Linked DNA regions of Homo sapiens: region 2 is linked to region 1. Evidence: chromatin loops called from intact Hi-C (ENCODE). Cell type or tissue: dorsolateral prefrontal cortex. All regions are shown on one strand. Links, peaks and the distances in the headings refer to the core of each region. The heading gives the core; the rest is flanking DNA.

Region 1 (12,585 bases), core at 4,314-9,313:
GTGTGAGCCACGGTGCCAGCCAAGATGATCAATACTTCCTTAATATCATCTAAAACATACACTGTACTGTGTTTAGTTCTCTATCATCTCAAAGATATCTACATCTTTATACAGTATGTTTGAATTACGATTTAATAAAGATCCACTCATGACATCTAATTGATGTCTCTTTTTTTTTAATATGTTTCTTTTTTTTCTTTTTATTTATTTATTTATTTTTGAGACAGAGTCTCCGTGTGTCACCCAGGCTGGAGTGCAATGGCGCGATCCCCGCTCACTGCAACCTTTGCCTCCCAGGTTCAAGTGATTCTCCTGTTGCAGTCTCCCAACTCACTGGAATTACAGGCACCTGCCATCATGCCCAGCTAATTTTTGTATTTTTTTTAGAGACAGGGTTTCACCACGTTGGCCAGGCTGCTCTTGAACTCCTGCCTCCCAAAGTGCTGGGATTACAGGCGTGAACGATTGTGCCCTGCCTGATATGTTTCTATTCTTTCTTTCTTTCTTTCTTTCTTTTTTTTTTGAGACGGAGTTTCGCTGTTGTTGCCCAGGCTGGATGCAATGGCGTGATCTCGGCTCACTGCAACCTCCGCCTCCTGGGTTCAAGTGATTCTCCTGCCTCAGCCTCCCGAGTAGCTGGGATTGCAGGCATGTGCCACCATGCCTGGCTAATTTTGTATTTTTAGTAGAGACGGGGTTTCTCCATGTTGGTCAGGCTGGTCTCAAACTCCCGACCTCTGGTGAACTACCCGCCTTGGCCTCCCAAAGTGCTAGGATTACAGGCGTGAGCCATCGTCCCCTGCCGGATATGTTTCTTATGTCTCTTTTAAGCTGTAGCAGTTCTCTGTCTTCACCTTTTTTTGGCGCCATTTATTTGTTGAAGAAACCGGCCATTTGTCTTGCAGAACTTACCAGATACTGAATTTGGATAGCTGCCTTCTTGTGGTCATTAGTTTATTTCTCTGTCCCCTGTATTTCCTGTAAACTGATCATTAGATCCAGAGGCTTGATCAGATTCGGATCCAATGTTTTTGGATCAGGAGACACATAATGGTTGTCTCACCTTTAGTGAGACCAAGATTGGTCATTGGGAACAGGGAAGTGGAGCTGGGGTGAGTATAGGGTCACCAGATGTCCAGTACAAGCAGAATGGACAGGGCTGTGCTGCAGGATGGATGAGGGGAGGGTGGGATGCCCGGAAAATGCATGGGGGAGGGTGGGATGCCCGGAAAATGCATGGGGGAGGGTGGGATGCCCGGAAAATGCATGGGGGAGGGTGGGATGCCCGGAAAATGCATGGGGGAGGGTGGGATTGGATGGAATTGGGGAGCGGGAAGGGGTAAGTGGAAAAGCAGTAAGGAACATGACCTTCGAGGAGACACTGACGTGACTCCTTACAGAGCAAACGATTTGCATGTAAGTGAAATGCATGTAAGTGAATGTGAAATTGGAGCAGTGGCGGGAAGAAAGATTGTCCAAGCCCTGGAATAAGACAGGAATGTGAAGAAACAGCAGAGGAGGAGGAAGGATTGCAGTCATGACCCCCACTTCATGCCATACTCCTCAAGCATTTGCTTACATCCAGTTATGTGAGGGAGGTTTGCGGGGCTTGGAAGTTGTATAATTGTATCTGTGTAGTTGGTCTGGTGGGTTTTGCAACTTGCCCTTTGCTGCACTGGGAGGGCCATTTTTGTCCCCTCCAGCATCACCTGATGTTGCAGCATAGCCCGCTGCATCCCTCCCAGGCTCACTTCCATCAGAACGCACCTAGCCAGGGACCCTTGCTTTCCTGGGGCCTGGCCAAGGAGCAGTTCCTCAGATCAACAGCTTCGCTATCAGCCAATGTGAGCCTCTTCTAAGTAAAGGAGAGGAGACAGTGATGGAAAAAGGCAGCATCCAGCAGGCCCTCAGGGGAGATATTTCAGCTCCTACACCTCCTTCCAATAGCAGAACCAGGGGGAAAAGTTAGAGAATATCCTTATTCTATCTAACAACTTGGACACCGAGGAACAAAAAGGTGGCGTGACTTGCCCAAGGATGTTGCAGGTTAGAAGCTGAGCCAGCCGTGGCTATCCATCCTTCAGACACCCAGGCCAACTTGTCTGTACCACCTCACATTGCCTCAAACCCTGTCTGCAGTTACTGTCCCATTTCTTTATCATTTGGTCCTGGTATGACAAGGTACAGTGGAAAGAAAAAGAGGAACATGCCAGCCAGTCCCCTTAATATTACTGCAGCTTCTTTATCATCACAGCAGCTTACATGCCGAAAGACCGTCTTAAATTAGGACCAGAAAGGGAAGGGAACATTATTAAGAGCCATATTAAGACAGAGCCTGAGGCCGGGCATGGTAGCTCATGGCTGTAATCTCAGCACTTTGGGAGGCTGAGGCAGGTGGATCACTTGAGCCCAGGAGTTTCGCACCAGACTGGGCAACATAGCGAGACCTTGTCTCTAAAAGACAAAACAAAAAAATTAGCCAGGTGTGGTGGCATGTGCCTGTGTTCCCAGCTACTTGAGGGGCTGAGGTGAGAGAATCCCTTGAGCCGGGGAGGTTGAGGCTGTGGTGAGCTATGATCTGCACTCCAGCCTGGGCAACAGAGCAAAACTGAGTCTCAAAAAAAAAAAAAAAAAGAGAGCCTGGGGCCTAGGACAACAGCTGAACTAGAAAAAAAACATAGCTACCACTTTTGAACCAGGTTCTGTGCAGGAACTTCTCTTGTGTATCTTACACCCTTACAATATCCCTGCAAGATGACTATTATTATTTACAATTTGCCTGCAGGAAGTTCATGTTTGGAGAGATGGAGTAACCTGCCACAGGTCACAAAACTAGTCACTGGCATGGCCACAATCTGAATTTGGGACTGTTAGACTGAGAAGCCCAAGCTAATTCTTGATACGCTCACTGCCTGGGACATTTCACACGGTAGATCTGAGCTTTCTCGCATCTGAGACTAAAAGGAAAATGTAGTCCTTAACAGACAGCAGAAGGAAACAGATTATTAGCAAAAAGAACTGCTTTCCTAGCAGGAAACCAGAGAAGGAGTTATTTCATGTAAGCTCAAGCAAAGGAAATTGAACAAAATCAGTTCTTTATCTATCCTGTTATTCGTATGGAAATAAAGAAGAAATGCTTGCATCCTGTTGTTTTAGTGCTTGTACTGATCTTTTTCAAACATGCCTGTGATCACATCACTCTCTACTCAAAACTTTGAACAGCTCTCCATTGCCTCCATCAGTGTGTTTCAAATTCGTAAAAAGTAAAATAAAATAACAGGATGCTTTTTTCAGATGAAATCTTACATGGCATACCAAATATAGCAAGAAAAAAGAAAGAGAGAGAGAGAGGAGAGAGAAGCCGGGACAAGCTAAAGCAGAGGGTAGAGGGAGAAGGAACCGAGGAAGGGAAGGGTCAGGTCCCAGGCATTTCTCTTCCCTGAATTGGCCTCCCTCTTTTGCCACCTCCCCAGCAAGACCTTTAACTCCACAGTCCACAGCTCATTTTGAAATGTACTGATCAACGTGAGAAAATGCGAAGCTTCAGCCTGATAGTCAAAGACCACCATAATCTGGACCCAAGTGCTAGTTCACTTATTTTCCCTCCACTATTTTCAAGCCCTGGCTATTTGCAAACTGCATACGTATGCTGTCCCAGTTCTCTCACCACTCTTCAAACACATTCTGAATTCACCTATAATCTCCCCTCTGCCCGCCCTGTTGTAGCCCCAATATCCACCCACCTGTCTAACTCCTTCTAGCTTTCCAAAAGCTTTCACTTGCCTCTTTCTTTGAAGCTCACCTATCCCTGCCTTCTAACCTGGCTATCTGCATCTCTGTTAGACCTCTTACTTAGTTCATTAGTTCATTCTCTCTCTGTTGTTTTTTGTTTTTTGAGACGGAGTCTCACTCTGTCGCCAGGCTGGAGTGCAGTGGCGCAATCTCAGCTCACTACAACCCCCGACTCCTGGGTTCAAGCGATTCTTCTGCCGCAGCCTCCCAAGTAGCCGGGTCTACAGGCGTGCGCCACCATGCCTGGCTAATTTTTGTATCTTTAGTAGAGACGGGCTTTCACTGTATAGGCCAGGCTGGTCTTGAACTCCTGACCTCATGATCTGCCCGCCTTGGCCTCCCAAAGTTTTGGGATTACAGGCGTGAGCCACCGCACCCGGCAGTTCATTTTCTTTATGTGGAGTTATCTATGGCCATGTCTCTCTTCCCACCCTAGTAAGACTGTGGCTTTTCCCTCTCTACCCTCCAGCACAAACACAATAGATGTTCAATAAATGTTTCCTGAGTTTTCACCCCTGTCTCTCCTAACCTGCAAAGGGTAAGTGGCCCTGCATAGAAGGGCACAGTGTGGACTTTGTTGTTACAGGCCCAACATGTGTAGCACCAGTGGGTGTGACCTGGAAGAAATCCCCCTAGATGATGATGACCTAAACACCATAGAATTCAAAATCCTCGCCTACTACACCAGACATCATGTCTTCAAGAGCACCCCTGCTCTCTTCTCACCAAAGCTGCTGAGAACAAGAAGTTTGTCCCAGAGGGGCCTGGGGAATTGTTCAGCAAATGAGTCATGGACAGAGGTGTCATGGCCTTGCAGAAATTCCCAATCCAGTGAGAAGGCCATAAACCTTGGCAAGAAAAAGTCTTCTTGGAAAGCATTCTTTGGAGTAGTGGAGAAGGAAGATTCGCAGAGCACGCCTGCCAAGGTCTCTGCTCAGGGTCAAAGGACGTTGGAATACCAAGATTCGCACAGCCAGCAGTGGTCCAGGTGTCTTTCTAACGTGGAGCAGTGCTTGGAGCATGAAGGTAGGCATCTGGGATTTCTTTCTCTCCCGCTTCCTGGTTTTTCCCTTCTTTGTGTCCAGAGTGGTACATCTCTTCTCATGTTGTAAAGTGGCTTTAGAGAAGGCATGCGTTGTGCCTCAGCTTTCCAACTTATTAGTGTTCAATCATAATTGCCCTGCTTTTCTCAAGACTAAAAGGAGTTGCTGCCTGGGCGCGGTGGCTCACGCCTGTAATCCCAGCACTCTGGGAGGCCAAGGCGGGTGGATCATGAGGTCAGGAGATTGAGACCATCCTGGCTAACACGGTAAAACCCCGTCTCCACTAAAAAATACAAAAAATTAGCCGGGCGTGTTGGCGGGTGCCTGTAGTCCCAGCTACTCGGGAGGCTGAGGCAGGAGAATGGCGTGAACCCAGCAGGCGGAGCTTGCAGTGAGCCAAGATGGCATCACTGCACTCCAGCTTGGGTGACAGAGTGAGACTCCGTCAAAAAAAAAAAAATGACTAAAAGGAAATGATGGAAGTTAAGGGTGCTGGGACTGGTTTTCTTTCTCCACTGTCTATAAATAAGCTTGTTTCCCAAATTCCTAGTCCTCTGTACCAGACACCAATATAAAAGAAGGAGGCTAGGCGCAGTGGCTCATGCCTGTAATTCCAGCACTTTGGAAGGTTGAGGTGGGCAGATCATAAGGTCAGGAGTTCAAGACTAGCCTGGCCAACATAGTGAAAACCCGTCTCTACTAAAGATACAAAAAATTAGCCGGGCATGGTGGCGCATGCTTGTATTCCCAGCTACTCGGGAGGCTGGGGCAAGAGAATCGCTTGAACCTGGGAGGCGGAGGTTGCAGTGAGCCGAGATTGCATCACTGCACTCCAGCCTGAGCTACAGGGTAAGACTTTGTCTCAAAAAAAAAAAAAAAAAAGAACGAGCCCTAACCAGGGGCTTGCTTGGGCTGCCTGGGCCGCTGCTCTTCCTAAGTCAACTCATTCGCTCAGGGCCTCTGTGTTTCCATCTGTACATTGGGTACCCCACTCTCTCCACCTCGTATGGTTGATGGGAAGATCAGAGAGCAAGAGTAAAAGGACTCTTGACAAAGTACAAACCATCCTACAAAAACAACTGAGAAGCATTTAGACAAAATCTTCCCTCAGTTGGACAAAATTAATTGTACTTAATGAAACATTTTCACCAGGCACTGAGGCTCATACCTGTAATCCCAGCACTTTGGGAGGCCAAGGTGGGTGGATCGGTTGAGCTCAGGAGTTCAAGACCAGCCTTAGCAACATGGCAAAACCCTGTCTCTACCAAAAAATACAAAAAAATTAGTCAGACATGGTGGTGCACGCCTGTGGTCCTGGCTACTCGGGAGGCTGAGGTGGGAGGATGGCTTGAGCCTGGGAAGTAGAGGTTGCAGTGAGCCAAGATGATGCCACTGCACTCCAGCCTGGGTGACAGAGTGAGAGCCCATCACGTCGATACTCTCAGCACTGTGGGAAACCAAGGCAGGAGGATCACTTGACACCAAGAGTTTGAGATCAGCCTGGCATCATAGCAAGACCCTGTCTCCATTAAAAAATTAAAATAAAAAAATTAGCGAGGCATGGTGGCACATGCCTGTTGTCCCAGCTACTATGGAGGCTGAGGTGGAAGGATCACTTGAGCTCAGGAGGTCAAGGCTGCAGTGAGCGAAGATCACATCACTGCACCCCAGCTCTGGGTGACATAATGAGACTCTGTCTCCAAAAAAAAAAAAAAAAAGACAGTTGCCCTTCATGCGCACACCTTGGCATAAGCATCTTCTTCCCCTTCAACAAAGCCCAGTGCCCAAAGCCCAGATTTTTTTTTTTTTTTTAAGGTGTTTTAGATGGAGTCTTGCTCTGTCGCCCAGGCTGGAGTGCTGTGGTGTAATCTCGGCTCACTGCAAGCTCCGCCTCCCAGGTTCAAGCAATTCTCCTGCCTCAGCCTCCTGAGTAGCTGGGATCACAGGCGCGCACCACCAGGCCTGGCTAATTTTTGTATTTTTAGTAGAGACAGCGTTTCACCATGTTGGTCAGGCTGGCCTCGAACTCCTGACCTCGTGATCTGCCCACCTTGGGCTCCCGAAGTGCTGGGATTACAAGTGTGAGCCACTGCACCCAGCCGCAAAGCCAGATTTTAAAAGAAAGGCCCCCTCCTGCTGAGTTTCATTGGCCTGGGTAACTTGTCAATAATTAGTCAAGAGGTGGCAGTAATGTCTCAGTTTTTAAATGTGACAGTCCTGGCTTGCTTGGAGAATCAGCCCACTCATAGACAGCTTTAGATCACTCACTATGATCAAGGAAACTCCCTTTTCCCATTAGAGTTTCAGATGTTTAGAACAGTGGGAGTTATGGTCAGGATCATCTGAGGGAACCTCATGGCACAGACAGGATGAGGAAATGGGAGTCCCACAAAAAGGGCTTACCAAGGAAACATCCAGGAAGTAGCAGAGCCTGGACTCACCAGAAGTCCAGGCCTCTCCCTAGACTTGTTTCATTTTTACAGCAAGGCATCTGCTCTCTGAACTCTGCCCAGCTAGGGCAGGTCTAGGGCAAGAGGGAGCGGCCCCCTGTGGTCCTTCCCTCCACATCTGCCTCCCCACCCCTCAGCTGCCCTCACCCAGCCATGGCTTCTTCTGCCGGGGGTGGCATCTGGGCTCTGGGGCAAAGAACAGTTTGGAGGCACCTAAATAGGCTTTTCTACTTGGCCTGTACTGTGGACTTTGCCAGCAGACAGAGAAAGCTTTTACAGACCTTAGTCTTCTGGTTTTTCCTGAGATAAATTGCATTCTGTATTTCAGTATTTACTGGAGTGTCATTTGACATTTTTTTTATTTTCTAAAATTTCAAGAGAAGCTTTTATTTCTTTTTTCAGTAGGGAAAGAAAACTTTTATGTGAGATTGAGAATTAAAGATTACATTCAAAAACACTTAGGTGATGTGTTAATGTGCTGAATAGCTGAATAGTACCTATGGCTGAATAATATTCTCCATAAAAAATGAAAAATGATTACCTCCTAAGAAGGCTTTAAACACATATTTACAGCTTATCTTCCCTTATCACCTTTCTCCTCACGCTTGCATTTAGTCAGTTAATTGTGTGTTTTTTACTTGTGTTACTTGTGTCGGTTTTACATTGAGCGTGATCCAAGAGAGCCTCACATTCTATTTCTATTTTGCCACATACAAATCAGGCCTTGCAAATTTGGTTTCTCCTGGGTTCTTTTTTGTTTGTTTGTTTGTTGTTTTTGAGACAGAGTCTTGCTCTGTCACCCAGGCTGGAGTGCAGTGGCCTGATCTCGGCTCACTGCAACCTCTGCCTCCTGGGTTCACACCATTCTCCTGCCTCAGCCTCCCGAGTAGCTGGGACTACGGGCGCCCACCACCACGCCCGGCTAATTTTTTGTATTTTTAGTAGAGACAGGGTTTCATCGTGTTAGCCAGGATGGTCTCGATCTCCTGGCCTCGTGATCTGTCCGCCTCAGCCTCCCAAAGTGCTGGGATTACAGGCGTGAGCCACCGTGCCTGGCCTCACCTGGGTTATTTTAACTGTAAGTCACTATGTAGCCTTGTACAGCCACTGCCAGGCCTCAGTACCGGGCTTACATGGGAACTGTGAGATTATGTCCCAAGACCAAACTCTGTTAGGAAGAGGCCTCAGGATGCAGAGAAATGGACAATAACACCAGTTTTAAAGACTACCAACCCAGGCTCTTTCACTTGTGAATCTTTTGTTTCTCCATAGCTACGATTTGCTCACGTGGAATGTTATAGTTAAGGTGAGGTTCAGCGATATACAGTGGAACACTCAAATACCCATGGCTTAAATAATATACAGGTTTGCTTTTCTCTCCTTTAAAAGAGGACAAAAGTTTGGCAGCTCAGGCATGATATGACAGCTCCACAAAGTTATTAAGAATTTCTGGGAATGGCCAGGCAGGGTGGCTCATGCCTATAATCCCAGCCCTTTGGGAGTCTGAGGTGGGCAGATCACTTGAGCCAAAGAGTTTGAGACCAGCCTGAGCAACATGACAAAACCCCGTCTCTATTAAAAAAAATACAAAAATTAGCCAGGCGCCATGGTGCGCGCCTGCAGTCTCAGCTACTCGAGAGGCTGAAGGAGGAGAATCACTTGAGCCTGGGAGGCGCAGGTTGCACTGAGCTGAGATCACACCATTGCACTCCAGCTTGGATGACGGGGTGAAAAAAAGAATTCCTGGGAATTCTGCCATCCCTCAGCTCGTGGCTTCCACCTCAAAGTCACCTTATATTCTAAAGGTGGCTGTTGGGGCTTCACCCATCATGTCTACATCTCAGGCAAGAATAAAAAGGAAGCAAAGGAAGGGCAAAGGGTGCCTTCTTTCTAGGTAATTCAGCTCCCTTTTATTTTATTATTATTTTTTAATCTTTTGTAAAGATGGGGTCTGTGTTACCCAGGCTGGTCTCGAACTCCTGGCCTAAAATGATGGCCTCGCCTTGGCCTCCCAAAATGCTGGGATTACGGGCGTGAGCCACCGCACCCAGCCTTAGCTCCCTTTTCGAGAGCTTTCTTGAAACTGCCCCCAGCTTCTGACATCTCATTGGCCCTTCCCTACTGCAAGGGAGCCCAGGGAATATAGTTTGTTCAGCTGGGTTCATTGCTGCCCCTCACATTTTAGAGGTCTGTTACTAAGGAAGAAGAAGAAAGTGGATACTGAGTGGGAAAGAGCAGTCCATAAGGAAGTCACACCCCAACCCCCTGCCCTTTCTCTTTAAAACAAATGCCTCAGACCACAGGCGAAATGGGACCTTCCGACCCTGTTGGCCTGCTCTTCCTGGCGCCACGATGACCCCCAAAACAGACTCCAAGGAACAGACAGCCTTTCTGTCTTCTCCCCACCCCATCCAGTGTTCCCTCGCCTATCAGACAGGACCAAGTCTGACAAGGATATAATCTTTTCTTTTTCATGTTTTAAAATTAAAATATCCAAGATGGGAATTTTAACTAGAGCTAGTGCATCTGTGGGAACATGTTTGCTTATAGTTTCTCCTGGACATGTCTCACTCCATGTCCACAAACCCACAGAAATCAATACCCTGCTGTAACCCCAGCACTTTGGGAGGCTGAGGCAGGAGGATCACCTGAGGTCAAGAGTTCAAGACCAGCCTGGCCAACATGGCAAAACCCTGTCTCTACTGAAAATATACAAAAATTAGCTGGACGTAGTGGCGGGAGCCACTACGTCCTGTAATCCCAGCTACACAGGAGGCTGAGGCAGAGAGAATGGCTTGAACCCAGAAGGTGGAGGTTGCAGCGAGCCGAGATCGTGCCATTGCACTCCAGCCTGGGCAACAGAGCGAGACTCCGTCTCAAAAAAAAAAAAAAAAAAAAAGTCAATACCCTGTACACAGTTAGCCAGATTGAGTAATTTTGTACCTGTTGGTGATCTTGTGGCCACCCTGCCTTATGAGAGGAGGAGGGGACAGAGCCTTTGGGACCCTTCATGGAGCTTCTTAATGTGCAAGATGGGCACAGGGTGCTTTCTGGTGGTAGAACCGCATGCTGATTACCCTAGATGAGCTGCACAAGGTTGAAAAGGCAGCAGAGGCCTGCTTTCCTTTCTCATCTCCTGAGGACATGGCCAGGGAAGTTTCCCTTGGCTTTGGAAGATAGCCTCTTGCCATTTCTTTCTTTGCCAGGGGCCATGGGTGGCCAGAGTTCCAGCGGAGGCCGGCTGGGCTGCAATAAGGGGATTACAAAGTGGAAAGTCTGTTTCGCTTGGTTCTTAAAAAACGAGGAGGAAAGACATTGATCCTTTTCTTCTTGATCTTTCTTCTCTCCGTCATTCGCTTCTTATTGGTTTTTGAACCCTGTGGACTAACCATGGAAAAGATGGCTTTATGAGTCAGATGTCCACCAGAGGATGGCATCATGGACAGAGCAGTATCTTCTGTGGCCTTTCCGTGAATGGCTGGAGGGCTGAAGGGAGGACACTGAAGCCTTCAGCTTGGAGGAATCCAGGGAGAGGGATCAGGAGCCACCTTGGCAGCTGCATATGATGTCAAAACCTGTTTCTCTTGTGGCTCAGTCCCTCCCAGGCCCCCTACTTGCCTCTCTTACCTCCAGTGCTGTACAAAGCCCAGAAGTGCCCTAGGAGTTTGAGCACACCAACCTTCTGTCCAAAACGCCACTCCATTACTGTCTTCAAGTCCTGTGAATTACCTAATGTTAGTCTTCAAATGTTACATGGTAAAACCCAGCTGCTCCACACGGCATCCAAGACAGCTTGTACAAGCTTTTAAAAGTTTAGGATTTAGGTTGGGTGTGGTGGTGGCTCATCCTTGTAATCCTAGCACTTTGGGAGGCTGATGTGGGAGGATTGCTTGCGCTTAGGAGTTCAAGAACAACCTGGGCAACATAGGGAGACCTTATCTCTAGAAAAAGAATTTTAATAAATTAGCCAGGCGTGGTGATGCACACCTGTCATCCCAGCTACTCAGGAGGCTGAGGTGGGACAATCGCTTGAGCCTGAGAGATCCAAGCTGCAGTGAGCTGTGATCACACCACTGCACTCCAGCCTGGGTGACAGAGTGAGACTCTGTCTGGAAAAAAGTAAATAAACAAATAAAAGGTTAGAACTTAGTGACAAATCAACAGTGAAAATTTTACCACCCAGCAACTCAGCCATGCCATCTGCCCACCCCACCTCCCCTCTTCCCCACTCAGGGGCAAAGGCGACTGGTCTCTTATAGGCTACAACACTCACTGGGCCAATGCCATTTCACCGTCCTATCTCAAAGTGCTTTATTCTACAATTCTGTATGCAAATACATGACGTAACTCTTTTCTCAGCTTGTAAATTCTTGAAGGCCGTAAGTTGTGCTGACTGCATCCTTGTTTACCTATAAGCATTCATTGAATGTTTTCCAGTAGACATGGAGAGGAGAGAAGAGGCAGAACTGTACCAGCAACGGGAGTTAGGTGTTCACTTGATAATGGACTTGGATGATGAATCTCATTGCCCTGAGAGCAGGGATATTTCTTTCTTCAGTGACCAACCCCGAAATGCTTGTCAAATTATCGAATGTCCTCCTATGCATGTAGGGGCTGGCTCTTAGAGGTATAAAGCATGTCGAGAAAAAAGAATAAAAATAAAAGCATAATGAGCATTCCTTCAAGTAAAGAGCTAAGCACTCCTTTTTGTGTCTCTTCCCTTGCAAAGGGGAAAGGAGACCCTAATTTTGCAAGACTTCAAAAAGAGTGTGCAGAAGGCCAATTGTTTCAAGGTGACAATCATTCCTGCATGCACCCCTCCCACATCCCGGCCTCTGCCAGGCAACTTTCAGTCCTTTCTGAAGAATGACCCTCCCCCAGCACACATACTCCCAGGCAGTTTCCTTCTATTCTGGCCTGGTCTTTTCATTCCAGGCAACTTTGCATACCAATGAGCCAGATGAAGTTCTGGGAAGGGCCTCTCAGCACCATTTTGTCTTGTTTCAGCTGTGGACCCCAAAGTCATTTCCATTGCCAACCGAGTAGCTGAAATTGTTTACTCCTGGCCACCACCACAAGCGACCCAGGCAGGAGGCTTCAAGTCCAAAGAGATTTTTGTAACTGAGGGTCTCTCCTTCCAGCTCCAAGGCCACGTGCCTGTAGCTTCAAGTTCTAAGAAAGGTAAGCTTTCCTTCCCTGGGTGGAGTGTTTGCCAGGCAGGGGCGCAGGAGCATTTGTGTATTTATCCATCCCAGGGCTCGGCAACTTGACAGTCTCCGCTGCCTGGACTGAGGGCTTGA
Region 2 (12,324 bases), core at 3,149-8,148, 190 kb after region 1:
CTTTCACAGGCCCCTTCCAATGTCTGGGGAGGGGCCTTTATGGTATGTTCACATGGTCCTATTTGCAAAACAAAGATAATTTTGAATTCCTCTTCTGTATAATTGTATTATACAAAATTGTATAAGCTTCAAGTCCCACAAAGCCTGGATCTGTCCCTATTTATAATAGAAAATGCGGTACAACTGGCCGGGCACGGTGGCTCACGGCTGTAATCCCAGCACTTTGGGAGGCCGAGGCAGGCGGATCACGAGGTCAGGAGATCGAGACCATCTTGGCTAACACGGTGAAACCCCGTCTCTACTAAAAATACAAAAAATTAGCCGGGCGCGGTGGCGGGCGCCTGTAATCCCAGCTACTCAGGAGGCTGAAGCAGGAGAATGGCGTGAACCCGGGAGGCGGAGCTTGCAGTGAGCCTAGATAGCGCCACTGCAGTCCAGCCTGGGCGAAAGAGCGAGACTCCGTCTCGAAAAAAATAAAATAAAATAAAAAAGAAAATGCGGTACAACCTAAATCTCCTCAGACTATCAACCTAAGTAGGGGAATGAGATATTACACACTGCTGAAAAATAATAATTTAGAGGATTATGCAACAGTGTTGAATGTTTATAGTGAGTTAAGCTTTTTTTTTTTTTTTTTTTTTTTTTGAGACGGAGTTGTGCTCTTGCTGCCTGGACTGGAGTAAAATGGCACAATCCCGGCTCACCACAACTTCCTCCTCCCAGGTTCAAGTGATTGTCCTGCCTCATCCTCCTGAGTAGCTGGGATTACAGGCATGCGCCACCACACCCAGCTAATTTTGTATCTTTAGTAGAGACGGGCTTTCTCCATGTTGGTCAGGCTGGTCTCGAACTACCGACCTCAAGTGATCCGCTCTCCTTGGCCTCCCAAAGGGCTGGGATTACAGGCGTAAGCCACCGCGCCCGGCCGAGTTAAGCTTTTAAAAAGTGAAAGTGCATGTACATTTGATTATAGCTATGTAAAATAAAAATATATATAATATACAAACATAAATGCACACACATATATATAGCACATATTTGAGCAAAGACCAAAAGTAAGTGCACTAAAATAGGCATTAGGATGGTGAAATAATATGAGATGTAGTTTGCTTTTCTGTTCTTCAATTTTGTTTAATGTACTATATATTTACTACAAATTTTTAAAAGATGCTTAAGTGAAAATCTATAGGTTAAGCTTAAGCCCTAGAGAGAATGCCATTATTACTGCATAACTAATTTTGTTTCTCATTCTTTTAAGTGCCAATCAGATACCAATCACTCTGTTAAGTGTTGGGGATATAAAGATGAGAGTAATCATAGTCCCTACCCTCAAGAAGCTTACAGCCTAGTTTGGAAACACTGATTAATAAAGTGAGTAATTAAAATATTAAAATCTGCAGGGCACAGTGGCATACAACTGTAATCCCAGCACTTTGGGAAGTCAAAGTGGGCAGATCACTTGAGCCCAGGAGCTCGAGACCAGCCTGGGCAACATGGCGAAACCCCATCTCTACAAAAAATACAAAAATTAGCTAGACATGGTGGCGTGTACCTGGAGTCCTAGCTATTCGGGAGGCTAAGGTTGGAGGATCACTTGAGCCTAGGAGGCCAATGCTGCAGTGAGCTGTGATCTTGCCACTGCACTCCAGCCTGGGCAATACAGTGAGACCCTGTCTCCAACTAAAAAAAAAAAAAAGACAAAATTGCTAAGTGTAGAGATGCTTTTCTGCCTAGACAATTCAAAGAAGGGAAAAAAGGGCCAGGCGCAGTGGCTCACAACTTTAATCCCAGCTACTCACGAGGCTGAGGCACAGGAATCACTTGAACCCAGGAGGCGAAGGTTGCAGTGAGCCGAGATTGCGCCCCTGAACTCCAGACTGGGCAACAGAGTGAAACTCTGTCTCAAAAAAACAAAACAAAACAAAACAAAAGAAGGGAAAATAACCCTAGCGCTGAGGTTGGAAATACAAATCAGACTTTGCCAGGCCAACAAGACTGAAAAAAAATTTCAATCACAATAGTAGGTTTAAAGACACTGAATCATTAGAGAACTTAGTATGTTGGGGATTTGAAAGTAGATTCATATAGCTGATGCATGGAATGCTTTTAGAGAATGTCAGGAATTGAGGCAGGACCATTAAATAGCTATTGATTAATAAAAACCTTTTCAAGCCATGCTAAGAAGTTTAGATTTTAGCATATTAACAATGCGGACATTGAAGAATTTTGCACATTGTACAGAAGTCTATGAAAGGGGCAATCAGGACAGCAGCGCTGAGGACTGAAAAGACATCATGGATTTAAAGAATACGAGATTAAAACAGGACTTTTAGTTGTGAATTGAGAGAGAAACAGAGAGTAATGGGAGTCTCCTTTACAAAGAAAAGAAAACCTAAGAAGTATTTCAAGAAGGAGTGGGTAATAAGTTTAACAATGGCTCTTTTGTATTGGAGGTGTCTATGAAACATCCAGGTGGAGGCCGGGCGCGGTGGCTCACGCCTGTAATCCCAGCACTCTAGGAGGCCGAGGTGGATGGATCATCTGAGGCCGGGAGTCCGAAACCGGCACGGCTAACATGGTGAAACCCCATCTCTACTAAAAACAGAAAAATTAGCCAGGCATGGTAACACGTGCCTGTAATCCGAGCTACTCAGGAGGCTGAGACAGGAGAATTGCTTGAACCCGGGAGGCGGAGGTTGCAGTGAGCCAAGATCACGCCATTGCCACCCAGCCTGGGTAACAGAGTGCGACTCTGTCTGAAAAAAAAAAAAAAAAAAAAAAAGGCCGGGCGCGGTGGCTCACGCCTGTAATCCCAGCACTTTGGGAGGCCGAGGTGGGCGGATCACGAGGTCAGGAGGCCCAGACCATCCTGGCTAACACGGTGAAACCCCGTCTCTACTAAAAATACAGAAAATTAGCCGGGCATGGTGGTGGGCGCCTGTAGTCCCAGCTACTCGGGAGAATGAGGCAGGACAATGGCATGAACCTGGGAGGCGGAGGTTGCAGTGAGCCGAGATTACACCACTGCACACTCCAGCCTGGGCAACAGAGTAAGACTCTGTCTCAAAAAAAAAAAAAAAAAAAACACTTATTGAAATTGCTACCACTGGCCGGGCACGGTGGCTCACTCCTGTAATCCCAGCACTTTGGGAAGCCGAGGCAGACGGATCACGAGGTCGAGAAATCGAGACCACCCTGGCCAACATCGTGAAACCCCGTCTCTACTAAAAATACAAAAAAAAAATTAGCCGGTCATGGTGGCAGGCGCCTGTAATCCCAGCTACTTGGGAGGCTGAGGCAGGAGAATCGCTTGAACCCGGGAGGCAGAGGTTGCAGTGAGCCGAGATCGCGCCATTGCACTCCAGCCTGGGCAAAAAGAGTGAAACTCTGTCTCAAAAAAAAAAAAGAAAGAAAGAAATTGCTACCACTAAAGAAGGTATGATTAGTAATGGCAAATGCAGTGTTAACTGTTAACAACAGAGAGTCTGCTGTGAGAAGTGCTGAAAAGAGGGCATTGTGACTATAACTTTCTCGAACGTCATTGATGGGAACATACATTATGCCAGTGTTTTAGAAAATCAGTCTGGGAGTAAAATACATACACCTTTAAACTGAAACGCTGGCCGGGCGCGGTGGCTCACGCCTGTAATCCCAGCACTTTGGGAGGCTGAGGCAGACAGATCACCTGAGGTCTGGAGTTTGAGACTAGCCTGGGCAACATGGTGAAACCCCTGTCCCTACTAAAAATACAAAAATTAGCTGGGTGTGGTGGCAGGCACCTGTAATCCCAGCTACTTGGGAGGCTGAGGCAGGAGAATCGCTTGAACCCCGGAGGTGGAGGTTGCAGTGAGCCGAGATGGCGCCACTGCTTTCCAGCCTGGCAACAGAGTGAGACTCCATCTCAAAAAAAAAAAAAAGCCTACAAAAATGACAGTTTTCCTGGTTCAACCTAATCAAAAGAACCTGAAGCCTGCTTTTTAAAAAAAATCACAGATAAAGTGCACAAAATAGTCATTGGTGACTTTAAGCCAAAGCAGTTTCAGCAGAGGTATGAGATCCAAAGCAAAAGTGCAGTGAATTGAGAAATGAAGGGGAAACAGGGAGGGAGGGCAGTGGTTTTTCCCAAATCTTATTGTTAAAGGAAAGAGAACACTTGGGTGGCTGGAAAGGAATGTGAGGCTGGAGGAATCTGGGAGTTGACTTAGTTAGGGTTGATTGCTTACTTTGTTTTTAAGTTTGAGAGGAATGTGATCATATTTGTAACCTGAAGTAAGTGATCAAATAAAGAAGGAGAGTGAGGAAAGTGATTCAGAGACTTCAAGAGGATCTGGAGCCTAGCAGAATGGATCAGCCTTGGATGGGAGGAGGAGCAGGAGGATTTCCACTTCTGGAGGAGAGGAGAGTCAGTGTGGCTGCTTGACCTTCAGCTCTCCTTTCTCCACTCCCACTTTCACAGACTCCTTCCAGAGGCCTTGGGAGGGACCATGGCAATGATTAGGATGGTCATATGTTTTTATACTACTTGCAAAACCAAGATTGTTTTAGTATTCATTTTCTTTAAAATATCTCCTTCTCCAGTTGTATATGCTCAGCACTACAAAACCTGAATCTGCCCCTAGTAGCTATAAATAGGTTTCATGGGGAAGGGATAGTGGAGACAAGATTTGATTGCCTTCATTTACATAAAAACAGAAAGCAAAGTCTACATTGAGAGTGAAGTAAGAAAGAATATGGTGGTCGGGGAGGAGGTCAGGAAAGTGACAAAGGTTTGGAGAAGCTGGGAATGGAAGAGGGAGTTGACAAAGGACACATTATAGGATCCTCTAACAGCACAGAGGATGCTGCTATAACTCCCTACCAGAAATGTGGTGTATATCATGAAGAGTGGCCTTCTTGCCTCTATTTTTCTTTTTTCTTTTTTGAGACAGAGTCTCTCTCTGTCACCAGGCTGGAATGCAGTGGTGTGACCTCGGCTCACTCCAACCTCCACCTCCAGGGTTCAAGCAATTCTTATGTCTCAGCCTCCCAAGTAGCTGGGATTACAAGCGCGTGCCACCATGCCTGGCTAATGTCTTTCTTTCTTCCTTTTTTTATTTTTATTTTTTTATTATTATTTTTTTAATAGTAGAGATGGGGTTTCACCATGCTGGCTAGGCTGGTCACGAACTCCTGGCCTCATGATCTGCCCACCTCGGCCTCCCAAAGTGCTGGGATTACAGGCATGAGCCACCGTGCCCTGCCTTCTTTCTTTTTCTTTTCTTTTCTTTTCTTTCTTTTTTTTTGACAGTCTTGCTCTGTCGCCCAGACTGGAGTGCAGTGGTGCTATGTCAGCTCACTGCAAGCTCCTCTTCCCCAGTTCACGCCTACTGCCTCAGCCTCCCGAGTAGCTGGGACTACAGGCGCCTGCCACCACGCCTGGCTAATTATTTGTATTTTTAGTAGAGACAAGGTTTCACCGTGTTAGCCAGGATGGTCTCAATCTCCTGACCTCGTGATCCGCCTGCCTCGGCCTCCCAAAGTGCTGAGACTACAGGTGTGAGCCACCGCACCCGGCTTTTTTTTTTTTTTTTTTGTATTTTTAGTAGGGGCAGGGTTACGCCATGTTGGCTAGGCTGGTCTCAAACTCCTAGCCTCAAGTGATCCAGACTTGAGGGACAAGTGTTCCAGACTCCCAAAGTGCTGGGATTACAGGCATGAGCCACTGCGCCTGGCCCATCTATTTTTCCCTCCTTCAATGGGAATAACACTTGTTCCTAGCTGCACCATGAAAATATCACATCAGATGCCTAAGAAGAATTCACTATAATTAGAAAATAAGTATACTTTGGGGCCAGGCATGGTGGCTCACGCCAGTAATCCCAGCACTTTGGGAGGCCGAGGTGGGCAGATCACCTGAGGTCCGGAGTTCAAGACCAGCCTGATCAACATGGAGAAACCCCGTCTCTACTAAAAATACAAAATTAGCCAGGAGTGGTAGCACATGCCTGTAGTCCCAGCTTCTCGGGAGGCTGAGACAGGAGAATCGCTTGAACCCGGCAGGCAGAGGTTGCGGTGAGCCGAAATCACTCCATTGCACTCCAGCCTGGGCAACAAGAGCAAAACCTCGTCTCAAAAAAAAAAAGAAAAAGGAAAAGAAAGAAAAGAAAAGAAGTAACTTTGTTTTCAATAATATTTTTCTTTTTTCAACATCAGCTATATAAACCCCCTGTAAAGTCTATTAAAACATGAAAAATAAATTAAACGCTATACATTAAATTTCTTACGTTTGTCCCAAACAGGATGAAAGGATATCTGCAATAGAGGGTAACCTGGAAAAGGGAAGCGGAGCCAGAGAAAACAGAGGAGGGAGTCCATTCAGGGGAGAGGATGATGGCGGTGTTAGAATATTGGTTACATCCAGCCTGGCATGGTGGCTCATGCCTGTAATCCTAGCACTTTGGGAGTCCGAAGTGGGTGGATCACAAGGTCAAGAGGTCAAGATCTGCCTGGCCAAGATGGTGAAACCCCGTCTCTACTAAAAACTACAGAAATTAGCTGGGTGTGGTAGTAGGTGCCTGTAATCTCAGCTACTCAGGAGGCTGAGGCAGTAGAATCACTGGAACCCGGGAGGCAGAGGTTGCAGTAAGCCGAGATTGCACCACTGCACTCCAGCCTGGGTGACAGAGTGAGACTCCATCTCAAAAAAAAAAAAAAAACCAAAAAAAAAAAAGAATATTGGTTACATCGAGAAGGATTAATCTACTAAGTAAATATATTAAAGATAATGGAATCAGAGTTTCTAACTATCAGAGAAGGAAGTTACAAATACAACAAAGATACCTTGGTGCCAATGGCAATGAAAATGGTGGAGTAAGAAACTCTAAGGGTAGGGAACTCTCTTCCTTTGCAGAAACACTGAAAAAACTGGCAAAAGTCATGAGAAACAACTTTATTAGAACTCTAGAAGATAGTCAAAGGTTTACAGCAACCAAGCTAATGCTTAATAAGGATAATGGGCACTGAATCATGGTAGGAGAGGTTTGTCGTGTTTTACCTTACCCTTGTCCAATCCCCCTGCCCAGTGCAGCAGCAGTCTAGAAGACAGCAGCCCATGCTCTCAGTGCAGGTTCTCAGTTTGGGAGGTGTGTTAGGCCATTCTTGCGCTGCTGTGAAGAAATACCTGAGACTGGGTAATTTACAAGAAAAGAGGTTTAATTGGCTCATAGTTCTGCAGGCTGTACAGAAAGCATGGCACCAGGATCTGCTTCTGGGGAGGCCTCAGGAAATGTTTACTCATCACCGAAGGCGAAGCAGGAGCATGCACGTCACGTGGTGAGAACAGGAGAAAGAGAGAGAGTGAGGGCAGGTGCCACACACTTTCAAACAACCAGATCACATGCGAACCCAGAGCAAGAGCATCACCAAGGGGATGGTCCAAGCCATTCATGAGGAATCTGCCCCCAAGATCCAAACACCTCCCACCCAGCCCCAACTCCAACATTGGGGATTACATTTCAGCATGAGATTTGGGTGGGAACAAATATCCAAACTATATCAGAAGGGAATGGAGGGAATCTTGTTCCTGAGAAATTGTGTTCATAGGTTTTAATCTGTTTGGGGGATCCCCAAGGGGACTAATGCAGGGTACTTGCCTTTGTTCCACTTACCTCAAAACTCTCTCAGGATAGAAAAGTTGCTTTGTGGAAGAGGTTTCTCAAAAACATTGGACAGCCAATGAATAAAGCCCAGATGCCTAGAGCAAAAGATAACAGCTGTGGCAAAAAAAATACACTTGTAGAAAGCCTGAGAAGAAAAACTTGGGGATTGATATACTTGCGGAATAAAGGCTCTGAAAAGCCCCTGGTTATGTAGGGGAATCAAAAAGGCCCAGGCCAGGATACATCCTCAGAAAAGGTCTGAGAACACCATAGGCTTCACCTCTGGTTGATTTTTAGGCTTAGCACAAGTAAGAAGTGAAGGCTAAGGCAGAGTTATAAATGGTGTGGCTAGTCAGCCGGGTGCAGTGGCTCACACCTGTAATCCCAGCACTTTGAGAGGCCAAGGCAGGCAGATCATGAGGTCAGGAGATCCAGACCATCCTGTCCACTATGGTGAAACCCTGTCTCTACTAAAAAATACGAAAATTAGCCAGGTGTGGTGGCATGCACCTCTAGTCCCAGCTACTCAGGAGGCTGAGGCAGGAGAATTGCTTGAACCCAGGAGGTAGAAGTTGTAGTGAGCCGAGATCGCGCCACTGCACTCCAGCCTGGGCAACGGAGTGAGACTCTGTCTCAAAAATAAATAAATAAATGGTGTGGCTGAGCATTGAAGTATTGGCACCAACACAGAGCCAATTTGCAAAGACCTGATGGTACTTTTTCTTTTTTGCCTCTAGGAGTTTAAGAAAATCTTTGATAAACCATTAGCTGACTACTATGCTAAAAAAACAGAGACCACACAATTCAAAGAACCGTATAAAATAGTTTAGAAAAGTCACTAAACAAACAACCACAACCTACAGAGAGCAACAAAAAATCCTGGAATGGGGAGAATTTTATTTCCAGAGTTACCGCATTGTTATATTCAAAATGACCACTTTTCAACAAAAAATTATGAGGCATGCAAAAAACAATGAAGTGTGCCCTGTTCATAGGAAAAAAAAATTAACAAAAACAGTCCTTGAGAAAGCATAGGCATTGGACTTACTAGACAAAGACTTCAAATCAACTCTCTTAAATATGCTCAAAGAACTAAATGTAGCTGGCCAGGTGCAGTGGCTCATGCCTGTAATCCCAGCACATTGGGAGGCCAAGGCAGATGGTTCACCTGAGGTCAGGAGTTCAAGACCAGCTTCACCAATATGGTGAAATCCCATCTCTACTGAAAATACAAAAATTAGCCAGGTGTGGTGGCATGTGCCTGTAGTCCCAGCTACTCGGGAGGCTGAGACAGAAGAATTGCTTGAACCTGGGAGGCAAAGGTTGTACTGAGCCGAGATCGTGCCACTGCACTCCAGCCTGGGCAACAGACTGAGACTCTGTCTCAAAAAAAAAAAAACAAAAAAACTAAAGGAAGCCATCATGGACAAAGAACCAAAGGAGAACAGTGTCTCAACAAGTAGAAAATATCAATAAAGGCAGAAAAATTATTTAAAGGAACCAAATAGAAATTCTGGAGCTAAAAAGTGTAATAAACTGAAAGAAAAAATTCGCTAGACACATTCAACAGCAGATTTAAGCAGTCAGAAATATCAGAAAACTGAAGATAAGTCAATTGAAATCATCCAGTCTGAGAAGCAGAAAGAAAAAAGAATGAAGAAAAATGAACAGACACTAAGAGAATTGTAGGATACCATCAAGTATATCAATATATGCATAACAGGAATCCCAGAGGGAGAGGAGGGATAGAAAGGAGGAGAAAGAATACTTGAAAAAAATAACTTAAAAACTTCCTAAATTTTTTTTTTGAGACAGAGTCTCACTCTGTCACTCTGTCACTCGAGCTAGAGTATAGTGGCATGAACTTAGCTCACTGCAACCTCCACCTTCCAGGTTCAAGCTATTCTCATTCCTCAGCCTCCTGAGTAGCTGGGATTACAAGTGCGTGCTACCACTCCTGGCTAATTTTTGTATTTTTAATAGAGACAGGGTTTCACCATATTGGCCAGGCTGGTCTCGAACTCCTGACCTCAAGTGATCTGCCCGCCTCGGTCTCCCAAATTGCTGGGGTTACAGGTGTGAGTCACTGCGCCTGGTCAACTTCCTAAATTTAACAAAATAAATGAACATCTCAACAGATACACAGGAATTACAAATAAAGAAACAGAGAAAACTAGAATGACCCTGTGATGCCATATTAATAGGATATATTCATATAAATTCACGATTTTCAATATATATGGATAGGTATAGAAATAAATATAGTTGTAAGTGTGTATATGAATATGTGCATGTATTTGTGTACACATGAATGCACAGATCCTAGCTCTGTCTACCAAGAAAATGTGTTAGTTAAGGCCTACTAATAAGCAGGCACCGAGACAGAATTCAATGTGCAAGAGATTTATTGGGGGAGTGTGATAGCCTCCAGCATGGTCCCTAATGATTCTCACCTCTTGGTAGTCACATCCCTGTGAAATCCCCTCCCACACTGAGTAGGACTGACCTATTACTGCAGTGACAGCATGAGACTTTCAGGCTAAACAATAAAAGACATAGTAGTGTCTGTGTTGTTCTATTGAAACAGTCACTGTAGGGGGAGAATCAGCTGCCATGGCATGAGATACTCAAGATGCCCTATGGAGTCGTCCATGTAGTAAGGAACTGAGACCTCCTTCCAACAACCAAGTGAGTCATCTTGGAAGTAGATCCTTGAGGCCGAAGCCAAGCCACCATATGACTATGCTTTGGCTGACATCTTCACAGCAACATCATGAGAGATTTCAAGCCAGTGAAGCTGCTCCAGAATTTCTGACCTATAGAAACTGTGAGATAATAAACACAATCGACCCTTGAAAAACGTGGAGGTTAGAAGTGCTGACCTCCACTCAGTTGAAAATCCATGTATAGCTTTTTTTGTTTTGAGACAGAGTCTCACTCTGTCACCCAGGTTGGAGTGCAGCGGTGCAATCTCGGCTCACTGCAATCTCAGCCTCCTGAGTTCAAGCGATTCTCCTGCCTCAGCCTCCTGAGTAGCTGAGATTACAGGCATGTGCCACCACACCCAGCTAATTTTGGTGTTGTTGTTGTTGTTTTTGAGACAGATTCTCACTCTGTCGCCAGGCTGGAGTACAGTAGCGTGATCTCGGCTCACTGCCACCTCTGCCTCCTGGGTTCAAGTGATTCTCCTGCCTCAGCCTCTGGAATAGCTGGGACTACAGGTGCGCACCACCACGCGCAGATAATTTTTGTATTTTTAGTAGAGATGGGGTTTCACCATGTTGGTCAGGATGGTCTCTATCTCTTGAGCTCGTGATCCCCCCACCTTGGCCTCCCAAAATGCTGGGATTATAGGCGTGAGCCACTGCGCCCAGCCCTAATTTTTGTATTTTTTAAAAGTAGAAACAGGGTTTTGCCATGTTGGCCAGGCTAGTCTTGAACTCCTGACCTCAGGTGATTCACCCTCCTCAGCCTCCCAAAGTGCTAGGATTATAGGCCTGAGCCACCGTATCAGCCCATGTATAACTTTTGACTCCTCCAAAACTTAATTACTAATAGCCTATTGTCAACCAGAAGGCTTACTGGTAACATAGTTGATTTACACATATTGTTTGTTATATTTATTATATATACTGTATTCTTACACTAAAGTAAGCTAGAAAAAAGAAAATGTAATTTTATTTTTCATGAAAATCTTAAGGATGAGAAAATACATTTACAGTACTATACAGTACAGTACTGTACTGTGCTTATCGATATTGCAAAATTACATAAAGATGGATACTTTGAAGTAATGGGTAATGGTATGCAGACCTCAATCTACAGTACATACCAAGCAATTCCACTTTTTTCTTGTAAGGTCATGACTTTTTTCTGCTTCTTGGGAGCACTTCCAGCATCACTAGTGGCACTTTGCATGGGTTCCAGGATGTTATTCAAGGGTTTATGGTATTGCACTAAATGCGATAAAAAACGTGCAAGATCCACGAGAAATCACTTTTCACTGTGAAATGCCATTTACTGGAAAGATCAGCTGCTCACACAGAGATGAGTAGCATCCCACTGGGTTTTAAGCAGATACTCACAATACTTGATCTCATCACAATAGCAATAGGAGGTGGCTGTGAAATTATAACAGTAGTACAGTATATACAACAGTTAATTTTATGCAGTTATGATTTCATATTGCATCTTTACATTTGTTTACATTTATCTAGACGAAAATGAAGCCATGTATGGTCTGTATTTGTGTGTGTAAGTTTTGATAAATTTCAATTTTTTGGAATAGATTTGTGTATAATTTATGGTAGTAAATGACAAAAATAGACTAGTATCTACATATATTTTGTGCATTCATGACATACCTAACTTTTTCTTAATTTTTTTGCTATTTCTAGGGTATATGGTTTATCTTCAAGTTTTTTCAAATTGTTGCCAATCTCCAAAAAAATTCCAATATATTTACTGAAAAAAGTTCATGTATAAGTGGACCCACTCAGTTCAAACCTGTGTTGTTCAAGGGCAAATTGTACTTATTTTAAGCCACTACATTTTGGGGGTAATTGTTACACAGTAATAGGTAAGTAATACCAGTAGAAAGTAAGAGAAGGAAGAGAGATTCCTCACGCTGAGATGCAGATCTGACATTTCTAGAAGGAGAGAAGAATGAAGGATTGGAGTAGGACAA

Evidence for each region. Hi-C counts contacts between places; a loop is a spot of excess contacts. Peaks named below come from ENCODE experiments on the same cell type or tissue, not always from the same donor. Only the 100,000 strongest peaks of a DNase experiment are listed, where the experiment ranks them.
Region 2: a loop joins it to region 1, with 2.2 times the contacts of the local background. A loop is called at or near these places in 19 of 110 quality-filtered maps.

The regions. Positions count from the first base shown.
Region 1 is chr12:12,074,921-12,087,505 of GRCh38, forward strand. BCL2L14 (BCL2 like 14) reads left to right here. Exons shown (of 6, transcript NM_138723.2): 2 at 4,379-4,818; 3 at 12,293-12,466. The coding sequence starts at 4,386. Among named protein-coding and RNA genes, the nearest start is that of BCL2L14, 10 kb to the left of the region's middle. RefSeq lists silencers at 6,915-7,209, 12,415-12,585. In dorsolateral prefrontal cortex, for the core only: CTCF peaks have their summits at 7,028 and 7,230; no DNase peak of the experiment used is centred there; H3K27ac peaks cover 536 bases.
Region 2 is chr12:12,268,798-12,281,121 of GRCh38, forward strand. No RefSeq gene overlaps it. Among named protein-coding and RNA genes, the nearest start is that of LRP6, 7.9 kb to the left of the region's middle. In dorsolateral prefrontal cortex, for the core only: no CTCF peak of the experiment used is centred there; no DNase peak of the experiment used is centred there.